Regions from separate parts of the Homo sapiens genome. Here region 2 is linked to region 1. The links are chromatin contacts, found by Hi-C or POLR2A ChIA-PET in ENCODE. All regions are on one chromosome and are shown on one strand. The core of a region is the stretch at or near the end of the contact, and the rest is flanking DNA. Distances in the headings are between cores, read along the strand shown.

The links. A loop is a pair of places that touch in the nucleus more often than their neighbours do. ChIA-PET counts read pairs that join two places held with the same protein, here RNA polymerase II (POLR2A). Pooled maps may share reads with other maps.
Region 2: a loop to region 1 is called in a map of K562, with 3 times the contacts of the local background. The contact joins the promoter of LUADT1 here to the enhancer-like site in region 1. A Hi-C loop is called at or near these places in 4 of 168 maps with a recorded cell type or tissue (K562, MCF 10A, PC-3 and 1 more) and 4 of 50 pooled maps. POLR2A ChIA-PET finds 5 or more read pairs at or near these places in 3 of 52 experiments (AG04449, MCF 10A and T-cell).

The regions. Positions count from the first base shown.
Region 1 is chr6:146,912,583-146,918,811 of GRCh38, forward strand. All of the region lies in intron 7 of STXBP5-AS1 (STXBP5 antisense RNA 1), which reads right to left. Among named protein-coding and RNA genes, the nearest start is that of LUADT1, 240 kb to the right of the region's middle. Within about 2 kb of position 2,334, at least 29 of the 41 ENCODE cell types and tissues checked have a DNase peak (open chromatin) inside an H3K27ac peak, as active enhancers do; they include PC-3 and endothelial cell of umbilical vein, where a contact is called at or near this core.
Region 2 is chr6:147,155,484-147,161,712 of GRCh38, forward strand. It overlaps LUADT1 (lung adenocarcinoma associated transcript 1), which reads left to right and starts at 3,442. Exons shown (of 3, transcript NR_132442.1): 1 at 3,442-3,501. The region is part of intron 3 of STXBP5-AS1 (STXBP5 antisense RNA 1); the gene reads right to left.

The sequences.
Region 1 (6,229 bases), core at 1,084-3,583:
GGTCTGTGCTCATCCTGAGAGGAGGCCTGACGTATGGCTGCCAGATTTGAATATAAATGTAAACTCCTATTGCTCCACAGAATCCCATGCAGAAATAAGCTTACACCCAATGCATGGAGAAAATCAATAGTATATTATTAAAAGAGCATTCTGACTTTGTGTAGAGCCATTAAAATTAATCCCATCAGCATTAAGTCATGGGCCCTAGAGAATCACCCAGGAGAGCCATGGAATGATGGCAACCCACACAGATTAGGAAGAGAAGATGACACAGGCAGAACAGAGAAGGAAGTGTGGTCTGGCCCAAGCATTGCCCATGTCCCTTCCTGGCTGCCCTTCTTGTGAACACCTGGGGGTTCTGCATCTACACGTTCCTGGTGCCCAATCCTGAACACCACCCTGTCTCTGCTCCAGCCCTCCCTGTCTCCTGGAAGTGCTGCTTCTGAAGGCAACTGCTCTAAACCTTCTGCTTCTTTAGACAGCTGTCTGATAAAACAAAGCTTTCTGCAGGGTTCATGACTGACAATAGGGTCAAATGATCAATTGCCCCTGATCACAGACTTCCTGTGAGATGCAACACCGTAGCCCAAAGTCTTCACCCAAAGTCACGATAACTAGGAGAGAGTTTTTGACTGATACAGCCTTGTTCATTGTGGGAGAGCATGAAAGCCCTGAAAAGCCAGGAGATCTGGGTTAAAGTCCTGCCTCTACCGTCAAGTAACTCCCCTCACTCTGGGTAAGTCACTTGACCTGCCTGTGCCTTAGTTTTCTCATCTGATAAGTGAAGATTTAAAGGGTGTTTTGTGAGAGCTTAGTAAGATAATGAAAAGGTACATGCAAAGCAACACGGTGCTTTAAAAATGCAGCTATGACTTCATTTAGACATTTTGTGGAACAAACACACAGAGAGATGTTGTAACACAAGGATGTAGGAAAGACAAAAGACAGACTTAATTTATTAATCATTTCCTGAGTGTTTATTGCAAGGTGGGCATTGTTTTATGCACACGAGGTGTAGGAGCGAAAAGACAGATTGTCAATTATCTACATTACTGCTAGCATTACAGGAGTTTAAAATTATCTTTCATCTCTTGTATATTTATTGTGCATGGCATAAATCAGCCACACTAGTATCTGCATACTAGTATTGCTTTCAAACACCAATGATAGAAAATGTCCAAAGCAAATCAGAGTAAATTAATTTTTTTGCATTAATTTCTGTTTCTTTCAAATACAAAGATTCATATATAACTACTATCAAAGGCGTTTTTTGCCTTTACAGATGGTCAACATTTGTTAAAGAAGTCAGGAAAACGCAGACATGCAGGGATTAGGACATCCTTGCGTCATGGGTCTCTCAGCCTTTTCCTTAACCAGGGGTGGCTGCGCTGCACTTGAGGAGGAGGCAAGGGGCAGTCAGGCAGCCTGGAGTTCTCCTGCCCACTCTGCTGGCTCTGCTGGCTCCCCAGCCTACTTCAGCCCCAGCCTCGCAAATTCCAAACTGCTGATTCATGCTCATGATGTGAGCCTAATGACCGCGAACACGCTCTTGTTTTTCTTCTTCAGGCACATTTTCTTGGTAACCAGGCGGATGATATGCTAATGCAAGCTGGCAGACTTGATCTCAAACTACAAAAATACGCTCTGCCACGTGGAGGGGACAAAGGAGGAAAGAGACTTCAAGGCTATCCTTTTGACTCGGGTTTCCATTTTTGTCGAGAAGCACACAGCAAGTGCTCAACAAGGAGATTTGGTATTCAGAGGAGACCCACAGTGACCATTAGGATTTTAAACCACCATGAGCAGTAATTCTTCTCATTTAAAATAAATGTCCTCTAAGCTTTTTTAGTAACACACTTTATGAGACTCCGCTAGTTTCTCGTGCTGTTTCAGACAGCTCTGGGTAAGCAGGAGATGCTGAATCCAGTGAGGCAGAAAAGTCAGAATTTGCCTTTTCTCAAAATCCATCTTGGCCCCAACTTGGCTGCATCTTGCTTCTGAGTCATATAGCAAGGGTTCGTTGAAGGTCACCGCAATGCCCTGGACTACTTTGGAGTTTCAATGTATTGCTGTTGAAATAATTTTTAATCTCTTCCTGTCAGCTGGCCAGATGATACAATAATATTACCCTGTGTTGCCTCACAAGTGATTAAAGAACAAGAGCACAGCAAGTCCTGCTTCCCAGCCCTCTCACAGGAGAGCATAGAGGCTTCTGCAGGGAGAACGAGCCTTCTGCAACATACAGATATTCCCAGAAAGACAATTCACAAAGCAGTTTATTAGTGCCTGTGTTTTCAAGGCACTGCTGAGCGGAATGCCAGGGCCATTGGCTCCTGTTTTATTAAGGTTCTTGTCTATCTGACTCAGACTCACAAATTTTCTGGCCACAGACTTGGAATTTACTGTAAAGTGAGTCATCCGGTATGAACCAATGAAAATTCTCCAGGCAAATTCAGTTCAGACTCTGAGTTGTTATTTTTATTCTAAAATGGTCTTTTTCTTTATTATCTGGAAACTCATCAGTTAGGTGAGTCTGAGTGAGTCTGTGTTAAGAGGCTAAAATTAATAAATCCATCTGGGTAATTTCATGCCAAAAGCCACAACCTTCGGTTGATAAAAAGGAAGATGTTTCATTTCAATTGGAAGGTCACAGTCGGTCTGCTAAGCTGATTTTGAAAACGATATGCTGATAAGCATAGGAAAGGGTAAAGAAATTCCTTACAAAGCAAAATGAAAATAAGAATTTCTTTTTTCATCACACCAGAGGAAGATTCAAATTAATGTCCTCAGAGAGAGGTCACTTTGAGATACAGAGAATCAAAGGTTGGCTACCATAGGTTTAGTTTTTTATAATCTGCTTATAACTAGTTACTTCCTTGATCACTTCAGCACCTACAACTATCTTGAGACAGTTTTTACCACTTTACAATAAAAATACTAGAAATAAACATTTTCTTTTATTTTCAGTACTCTGGAAAGTCAAATTTTATTTGAGCCCAAACAACTAAATTCTGACTCTATCTTTTAAAGTGCTCCAGAGCCAAGACTCTAAGCCATAGAGCCTTATTGCTACAATCATGGTCATCAGATTACCTGTGGAGCTCTTGCTGAATGGTGGAGCCAGGAAGGAGCAGCCACTGCAATCTCTTTATGTCTGTAGAGCTGTTGCTAAGCAGTACTACAGGCAGTGTCTAAAGGCCCATCTCCAAGCCTGGAGTGTTCCAAACAACATCTATAAGAAGTCTCCAGAGCTGTGGCATCCCAGTGAGAATGGCTCTTGCATTCAGGCTCCAACAAAAGTGTCCAGGCAGGAAGTTGAAATGGAGGAAGTTATGTTAGAATGACTATCCTCATTACACAGATGAGAAAAGTGAGTCATGGAGTAAGTCAAACTCCTCCACCTCCCAACAACCAAGGAATAAACTAGAACCCATTTTTCTCTGCCTTTGTGTGTTAAGTTAGACATCCACTGGATTATGCCACTTCTTTTGGGGAAGGGAAGAATAGAAAATTGGATGACCCAGCACAACAGATGAATTCTGAGGGTGAAGAATGCAACAGGAACAAATTTCCATTTTCCTGTTATTTGAAGATGGAAGAGTAGATGTGGGTTCCAGTGAAGAACCAAGAAGCAGTTCCACTGAAAAAGTAGTATTTGACTCAAAGTAACCATTTTGAACAAAATTCTGAAAAGTCGACCTTAAATAGTAAATGACTGAGATAGCAAAGGAATGAAATTATCTGTTCTTCCTCAACAATAAACAGAAAGGGCTAATTCAGTCCATGGTAACTATTTAACCATATCTCAAGTGGGTGAGCAGCAATCAATGATTAGCACAAAAATGGTCAGAATAGCAGCATGTTTCTCATATGCAAAAAAAAAAAAAGCCAAGAAAATTATCATGGATTGAGAGCATTTTTGTTAGAATATGTGAAAATAAAAAAAATGATAAAGGTGAAGATTAGAAAAACGTGGAAGAGATGGCAGTAAGAGAGCACAGGATAGGCCCCTAGCTTTGTCCTGGAAGCATTGACCTCTCTGACCTTGCCGCCCACAATGTTCACCTGTGACCATCTGTGTCCACCTTCAGTGAATGTATTGTTCCCAAAAGGCTCTTGTTCCTATCAGAGTACCACACTAGAGCTGTGGTCCAGCTCTGTTCAGGAATCCACAGCCCCAGTCCAGATTTTAAAAGGAAAACCAACTGCAGAAATGTAACAAATAAAACAGCTTGCTCAATAAGAGTTACTCAAGTTTAACTATGGATGACTGACCGAGATGAGGCAAAGAGCAAGTACTATCTGCCAGATATAATAGCAGGAACTCTTTATCTGTTTTCTCACTGAATGTCCTTAAGAATTATATGAGATGTGGCACTATCCCCATTGCTCTAGACACTGAGAACCAAGGAAGTTCTGTTACTTCCTCAAGGTTGGGATTCAGTTCCAGGTAGGCTTTAATCCTGTATGTTATTTACATCATTTCCAACTAATAAAGATGAGAGTGTAATTTATGCACATATCACACTCAAGTATTTCAGGCGGATGTCAATTAACTAACATCTTTGTTATAAAATTATAACAGGTTATCACAGGCAAAATTTTCCATTAGTGCATCTATACTTTTGAGTACAGTGAAATATAGACAAGTAATTCTCAATGGGAGGAGTCAGGGAAGAGAAGCACATCAGGATTACCTGAGCAACCTGTTCAAGCAGATCTCCCATTACCCTCCCCTCCCCAACCCCCTTCACGCGTGTTAGTCAATGTTATCAGCAGAATGTGTCTGACTCATAAACGTACTGGGCTGGGGAAAAACAACAACAACAACGTTGCAACCTCGTTTTGTGTATTTTCACATCAATGAATGTTTTTCTTTTTTTGTTTTTTTGTTTTGTTTTTTTTTTTTTTTTGAGATGGAGTCTCTCTCTGCTGCCCAGGCTGGAGTACAGTGGTGCAATCTTGGCTCACTGCAACCTCCATCTCCCAGGTTCAAGTGATTCTCCTGCCTCAGCCTTCCGAGTAGCTGGGATTACAGGCACGCACCACCACGCCCAGCCTTTTTTTTTTTTTTTTGGCTTCTTTATTATCCTATTTTAAGTAAAGGAATTTCTAGATAATTTTTCTCACATTATTTAGGTTTTCGTATGTTTTGATAGTTCATTTTCAACTTCTGCCTCCCACAATTTTACATGTAACCAATATTCTCACAAAAATATGAATGACTGACATCTTCCATTTACTTAACTGACTTACTCTGTACATATGCATACACACAGCTTCATTAATGTACTGACTTCTGATCAGATTTAAACTGTAGCAAATTTCTTCATCAGAAAATAAAAACCTCTAAGAACGTTACAGGAAGTGATTTCAATGGATCAGGATGCTTTATCATCTATTCATTAATGCTGTCAACATCCAGGTACTGCTGAGTGCCTACAATATTCCAAGCAGTTGCATTTTACCAGCTAAAGTAGAATATACCCTCTTGTTGAGTTAGCCATTTACTTATGTCGGAGAAACATCCTTCAGAATAAGGATGCCCTGAACTCTTCTGAGGGCATTCAAAAATACCAGAGTCATTGTTAGTTTGCCCTTGAATGACTCTATGTTTGTTGGAGATAAAGCACTCATGCCTTTCAGGTGACACTTTCTAGATGTCAGCAATTAGTTATAATTATTAATAATTTTGGTTACTATAACTTATTAGTAGGCTGAAATTTAGGCTTTGAAGAAAAATGGATTGGTTAAGCCTTAGAAAACATAAACACACTGAATGGGCCCTGTACACTCTAAATACCTTCATACTATTTGAAGGAATTCATAGTAAAACTTAAATCTTCAGGTGAATCTGTACTAGTAGCCACTACTAGATTACTGTACCATCCAGGACACCAGAAAAACTGGAAGGCATGTGAGACTGAGAACCTAAGGCCTGCATCCAAATCTCAGTTTGCAAGTTTTGGAACCACAGATAAATCACCTGATGTCTCTGAGTTCCAGTTACTTCATCTGTAGAGCAGAGAAAATAATGGCTCTGCCCATCATCTCACTAGAATATTATCAAATGATCTAAGGTTTGTAAAAATGTTCCAGTAATTATGAAATATTTTAATATAAATCAGTTTTTAAAAACTGTTTCAGAAACTGTAAAATACTATATTAATAAAGCATTAGTTTTGCTAGACCTCAGAATTTTATCTTTGATTTTATAATCATGCTGAAG
Region 2 (6,229 bases), core at 2,192-4,691, 240 kb after region 1:
CAGTATAACCCAAATTAATAAATTTCAAGTAGGGCTAATTTTTAAATGAGGTAACAAGTACTGTCACTGCTGTCCTCCTAACCCCTCCATTAAGAAGTATTTCCTGCTCATTGTATTCCAAAAATCAGCAACTACAAACTGCCTGGTGCAGCAATTTGGGAATCCTAATGCCTGCTACTTTCTTTGTGGCTCATTCCATATGTACTGATAGCACTGGGATAATAAATTTATGGACAGTTCTCAAGTTCAATATTCATTCTTCTATCACTACAGAGGGTGTAATGCTAGAGGGTAAAAGGAATACAGTTCCTCAAGATGCTGATAGGCTAATGGAGGGAGATAATAAACACAGGTAAACTCCCAAATACATACATACAAAACATGCAAAAAACAATTTGTCTATGGCTAATGATAAGAATAAACTTTCCTCTCTCTCCCAGTACAATATTTGGAATTTCCCGTCTCTCTCCTTCCTTCTCCACTGGCTTGGACCGGAATCTCTTCTCATTCTCCCCCAGCAACCTCAATCCACAAGCACAGCAAAATCAATGTACTGGAGATCCGGTATCTCTACTTTGTGGTGATTGCAGGTTTCCTTGCGTCCCTGAATCTATTTCCATACATATAAGTCTGGAACAAACAAACCTACCACCAAGGTTGGAGTTGGACTTAATGTAATAATGCATTTGAGGCACCCACACTCAGAGACTGCTCCCAGCTCTCTTCTCTGCTTCTCTCAGCACAGGTCAGGTCTAGGAATGCATTGGGAAGGTAGAAGGGAATAAATGGCACAGGAAAGGGAAGAGGAGGGGAATGATAAAGGCCTTTCTCTTTCACCATGGCTTTGCCACTCCTAACCCCAGCTGATGTCTTCATCTTTTGCTCTCAGAGAGCAGACAAAAGCCTCTCTGCTTCCTGTTCTCTGTCTGCCCTCATGGTGTCAGGAGTAGAGAGGCATCAGGCAAACCATTAAGGCCCTTTTCAGCTCCTGCAGTGCCAGAAAGAGCAGGCTAACTCAACTTGGGCTGATACTGATCTTCTGCCTGAGAATATACAGACTGCATTAGAATCTTCTTAATATCCTCTGCATTTAATTCCTTACCCCAGCACTCTCCAGTGCTAGCTTCCAAGCTGTGGTCCAGTGCAAAGAGGAGATTACTTGGCATTTCCTGTCCAGCCAACTGCAGAGCCTAGAACCCCTGACACCCAGCCACCTGCCCACCTGCCCCATCCTCAGCTGCAGCTCAGCCCAGGTGTATAGGCTCTCTACTGGGACTAAGGAGGAGTAAGATGGGATGACCAAGCATCCTTTCAAACTCATCTGCAATCTCCTTTTCTCCATCCATCCACGTTCACCAAACCCAAGAACTATTCCTAAGGCTTTCCAAAACTACTGAACCCTCTGAGTCCTTCTCACTCTTCTCCTCTCCCATCACAAAAGGTAAAAGAACACTCTCTAGATAAACGCAAGGAGAGAGACAGAGACAGAGAGTAGGTCAGGAAGAGGGCAAAAACTGGGAACACTCATGTGATATCAAACTGTGATGAGTCACAAGTGTAACTCTCTCTCTTGGGTTCCACTAGCATCATCCTCAGATCTCCACATGAGCATATACCAGTGCAAGAACGTCCTGTTCCCAGAAGGGCACCAGTAAGGAAGAGTGCATAAATATTCTGGAGTCATTTCCAAAGAAACAGGCTAAGAAGGGACTGATCGAGTAATTATTTTTGCATTCTTCAGAACTTTCTGGATGTCACTTCAGGTATTCCTGGGTGAGGCTTATACATAGTTTTTAGAGGCAGGAGATTCCTGTAATCCAGTGGAACCTCTCTTCAGCTATTTTAAGACCTTGACTCAGATGTCTTGAGCTATTTTAAGGCACTTAAAGAGTTTGGCTTGTAAGAAAAGAAAATCTTCTGTAGGTCTGTGTTTTGGTGGTACATCTCACAAAGCTTATCAATTCTTTATTTCTTGTGTCCCACTAGAAGAAATTTCCAGCATTAAAACAACGTAGAGGATCAATCTGTATAACACTATTTAAGGAACCCTAAACTTAAAGCCCAGGTCCGTGAGCTCTACTACTTACTCTACTACTTGCCAGGCAAATTTGGGGGAACATTGGCTTGTCTCCCTGATAGGGTTCTCATGAGGAGCATAATAGATGATATGTAAAAGTTTGAAAAAATGTGATATGCAATATAAAGATAGGATGTTATATTTCAAGTACTAAAATAAAAACACAAAGCCTGTGAAAAAGAACACAAGACTGCTTTGTGCTTAGAGTTACCTATTTTCTCTAAATACTACAAAAGACCTTTGCAATGGGAAAGTCTCTGAATCTTACATTTTTCTTTTTAAAAGCAGGAAAGTTTCTTCTCCTATCTGACATCTGGATTATAACTATAAATCAACCTAACCCAATAGGTGCTAGATTGTATGTTTGATTAATTGGCATAAATGTTCAAACTACAAATCGAAATTTAAACTATTCTTTGAATAAGTTTATCATTTTTTAAAAAACTATTTAGGTATAAGATCTAATGTAACCAAAAGACTAACTGATTGGCTGACTGAAGGACTAACATCATGAATGTTGAGAGCCTAACTATAAAATTTCAGCTAAAGGCAAATAGGAGGAAGTGAACTCTATTTTCTATTTTTTGTGCATAGAGCTTAGTTCATACAGCTCAGTCTTTCAAGCCAATCAACTAATTCACAAGAGAATAAAGTTCTTACCCAAGAATACAGAACTTTGTTCCTGTAGCACACCATAACCACCTAAGCCTTACATTTAATGTAACGTTTTCTTTTATAAAGTAATCCTAAAATCCATTATTAGAAAATAACCATATATTTTCTTTTGTTCTACATAATCATTATTTGTTATGTGGTGCTTATTTTCTTAGTACTACCTACTGTAACTAATTTTCACAGAAAGAAAAAGTAAAAAGTCTTACACTGTTTATTTTTTTCATTTTGTTATTTTTGTTTGTTTGGTTTTTGTCTAAGCATGGAAGACCAGTTTATCCTAGTAGTACAAGGTAAATGAGTTTCCTAAAATGGAATTTTTCTTTTTTATTATCTTTGCAGACTGGCTAAGAAAATTTACAAATAATCTGCCAAGTCACAAGTTATTTTATTAGTGAAAGCCAGCATGTAGAGCAATGAAAATGCAGTATAAAAAAAAATTAAAGTCTTAGCTGATAGCACCAAGATACTAAGCAAATATACATAAATACAAATCCCATGATCTTGCCCTAAGGAATCTATTTGTCTTATTTTCTTTCAGCTTCTAGCACAGTGTCTGAAAATGGTAGCCACTCAATAAATATTTGTTTAACATATTCTGGTAAAGTGAATAGAAACATTCAGAGAAAATAGCTAGGCTTGAGCGTGGTTAAGGCAAATTTTCTTCATTATTTTCTTTTCTTTTCTAGAAGGCAGAAATGGTTTCCGTTCAGCAAATCCACACCAGCAATCCTCTTACAGCAAATTTCCAAGTAAGTATAAGTTTTCTTAAGATGTTGTGTGGAGAAATCTACTGTTCACAGTCGTTAGAAAGCATTTTGATGAGGCAGACCACAGCTTCTTGAAAGGGATATGAAGTAACCTGAGTTCTGCACAACAAGCTCTTAACTGTACCTAACTGCTTCTTGCAACAGGGTTTTTGGTGAAGAACAATTCTCCAAGGAAGAATAAACATGCAACCATTTTTGCATGATAAGTTCTTCTTCTGATAGTATTTGTAGCATAGACACTTTATAAAACTCTTTAACTCTTCACCATAAACACTTAAAAAATGAACTCTTAAATGCTTCGTTTTCTAGACAAAATATAAAATTGAGACCGGGAATTCAAACTAAACTGTAGGACTAATTCATCTAGTGACACTTTGTAAATTCTTTTTCTTCCCTTCTCCCCCCAAAAATGTGATAAACCGTAATTTTCAACTTGAACAAAGTAAGTTAAGGGGGTGTGGTAGAGACAAATGATAAATTTGAATTAAGACTAAAATACAAACACAAGGTCTGAAAAGCATTGCTGTTTTCTCTCCATTTGTTTAAGTGGATGAGTTGTATGTTGTGAACCCAGGAAGGAACACAGTAAGCAATGTGATCATGATCCAGTTACAATCAGAACCCGGAAAAGCCAGGAGCCTTTGCCAGATAGGTAGAGACAGGAACCACCAACAGGAAGGCTTTTCCAAGCAGAGAAAATGCTGGTGCAAGAAGAAAAGGACTCAAAAATTACTGAGATAGAAAGATCAAAGGTGATAGATCTCAGAGATGGGAATGTGAGGAGTGTGAAAGAGAAAGAGATAGCTTACTGTAGGAAAATAGAGGAAAATTAAACATAAATCTGTCCATTTCAAAGAGAAATCCATGGGACTCAAGACAAGGAATGTAACTACAACATGGCTGGTAGTGGCCCAAAGCCCTCCCATCATATTTTGTAGTTCCTGAGGGCTTATCCTTTCAAAACCTTTTATCCGTTGTCCAGGCATCTACTTTACAGTGTTTATTTCACTCCATGTCAACCTAAACAGGAACACTTGGCATCAAGCATTATCACCAGTTTTCATAAAAATCACACTCACTAAAACATTTCTGAGTTTAGTAGAAATCTAGTAATCATCAGAGCTGACAGAAGAAGAGATGAAAAGATAGAAATCCACACCACACTGCATTTTGCCATTTGACTGGCTTCCTCTTACCTTCCTATCTTCTCCTCCCTTTCAGGAGCAAAACAACAAAACACACTTTCTTATCTTACTCAGAACAACTTATCAACACCATTGAAACCTTTATACCATTAACATTTAAGCCTCTGAATTTTGAAGCTTAAGTATGAATAGAAAGGTTAAGTGAAGTATTGACAAGTTGAAGGAAGGAGAGGATAGTTTTAGAAGCAGCTTTTTACCAGTAATTGTCAATGCTTTCTTCCAAAGTATAATATGTGAATATCATGTTTTTACTTCATTACATGTATCAAATTTCATAGGTATCTTATGCATTCAATAAATTCTTAGTTTCAAAGAATATTTTGAAAATTCTTATATGACAAGATATAAGCTGATGTAATATGCCAAATTTTATAAAATTAATAATTTATATTCTTTAAAATGATTTTGGGAAAATATACTAAAATATTAAAATATCTCTGAATGATGAGATTGTGGGTAATTATTATTTCTTTCTTTAGAATCTTCTGCAAATGTTTTACCATGCAGAAGAGTTGTTTTTTACATCAGAAAGAAAAATACAAGTGCTATTTTTAAAGATGTCTTAGGTCACACTCAGCAAAATTGTTTTGATAATAAAGTGATATCTGGTTAGTTTGACAGAAAGCAAATGAGGGCATTGCAAGTCTTCCTTTAAATGTGAAATACATACTTCACTTGTTCTTTAAACCCAAGCAATTTTTTTTCTTTTAGACACGAAGTTTAATAGGAATTTGATTTCTCCTTGAGGAACTCAATCCTTTCAGAATTTAAGCACACACCTTACAAAATACATTAGGTTAAAGGAAAAAGAGAATGAGAAAGAAATAAGTAATATATGAACTAGAGACACAGCAGCATATTTCTTAAAGTCTTTTAATATAAAATTTTATTATGACAGATTTAATCTAGTTATCTAGTTACGAGGCTTGGCTAAAATCTTTTAGAATTAGGTAAAATGATGAAATTCTACCTAAGAGCCATCTTTTTAAAAGATTGCTTTCTAAAAGCAGGCTGTATTATGATGGTCTCACTTTTATACTTGTTGGTTTGTCTCAGTGAATTTCACAAATATTGATGATGAAAGTATCAACCATAACTTCTCTTCCTATCTCTGAAATTGACATCCTCCATACTCTGCCTAAATCCCTTGCTAATATGGAAATAACTAGCTGGGTATCCTTAATCTTTAAAATAAGCATATTTAGGGTATCATAGTGCCATTGATTCACTTATTCACATGCTCAACAAATATGTATGTTTAATATATGCCAGACAATGTGCCGGGCTCTGACAGTAATGAGATGAATAAGAAGAGTCCCTGCCCTTAAGTACTCCATATTCCACGGAAGACACTCAGCACATTCGTAGGAAACCAAAGCTACACAGTTTCTTGTTTACCTTCAGCCCTTAATTCTACAATTAATGTATACTTTTCACTTAAAAAAAATATTGCTACTGTCTTGAAAGAATCAAGCCTAATTTCTTCCCTCCTCCTTTTCTTTCTT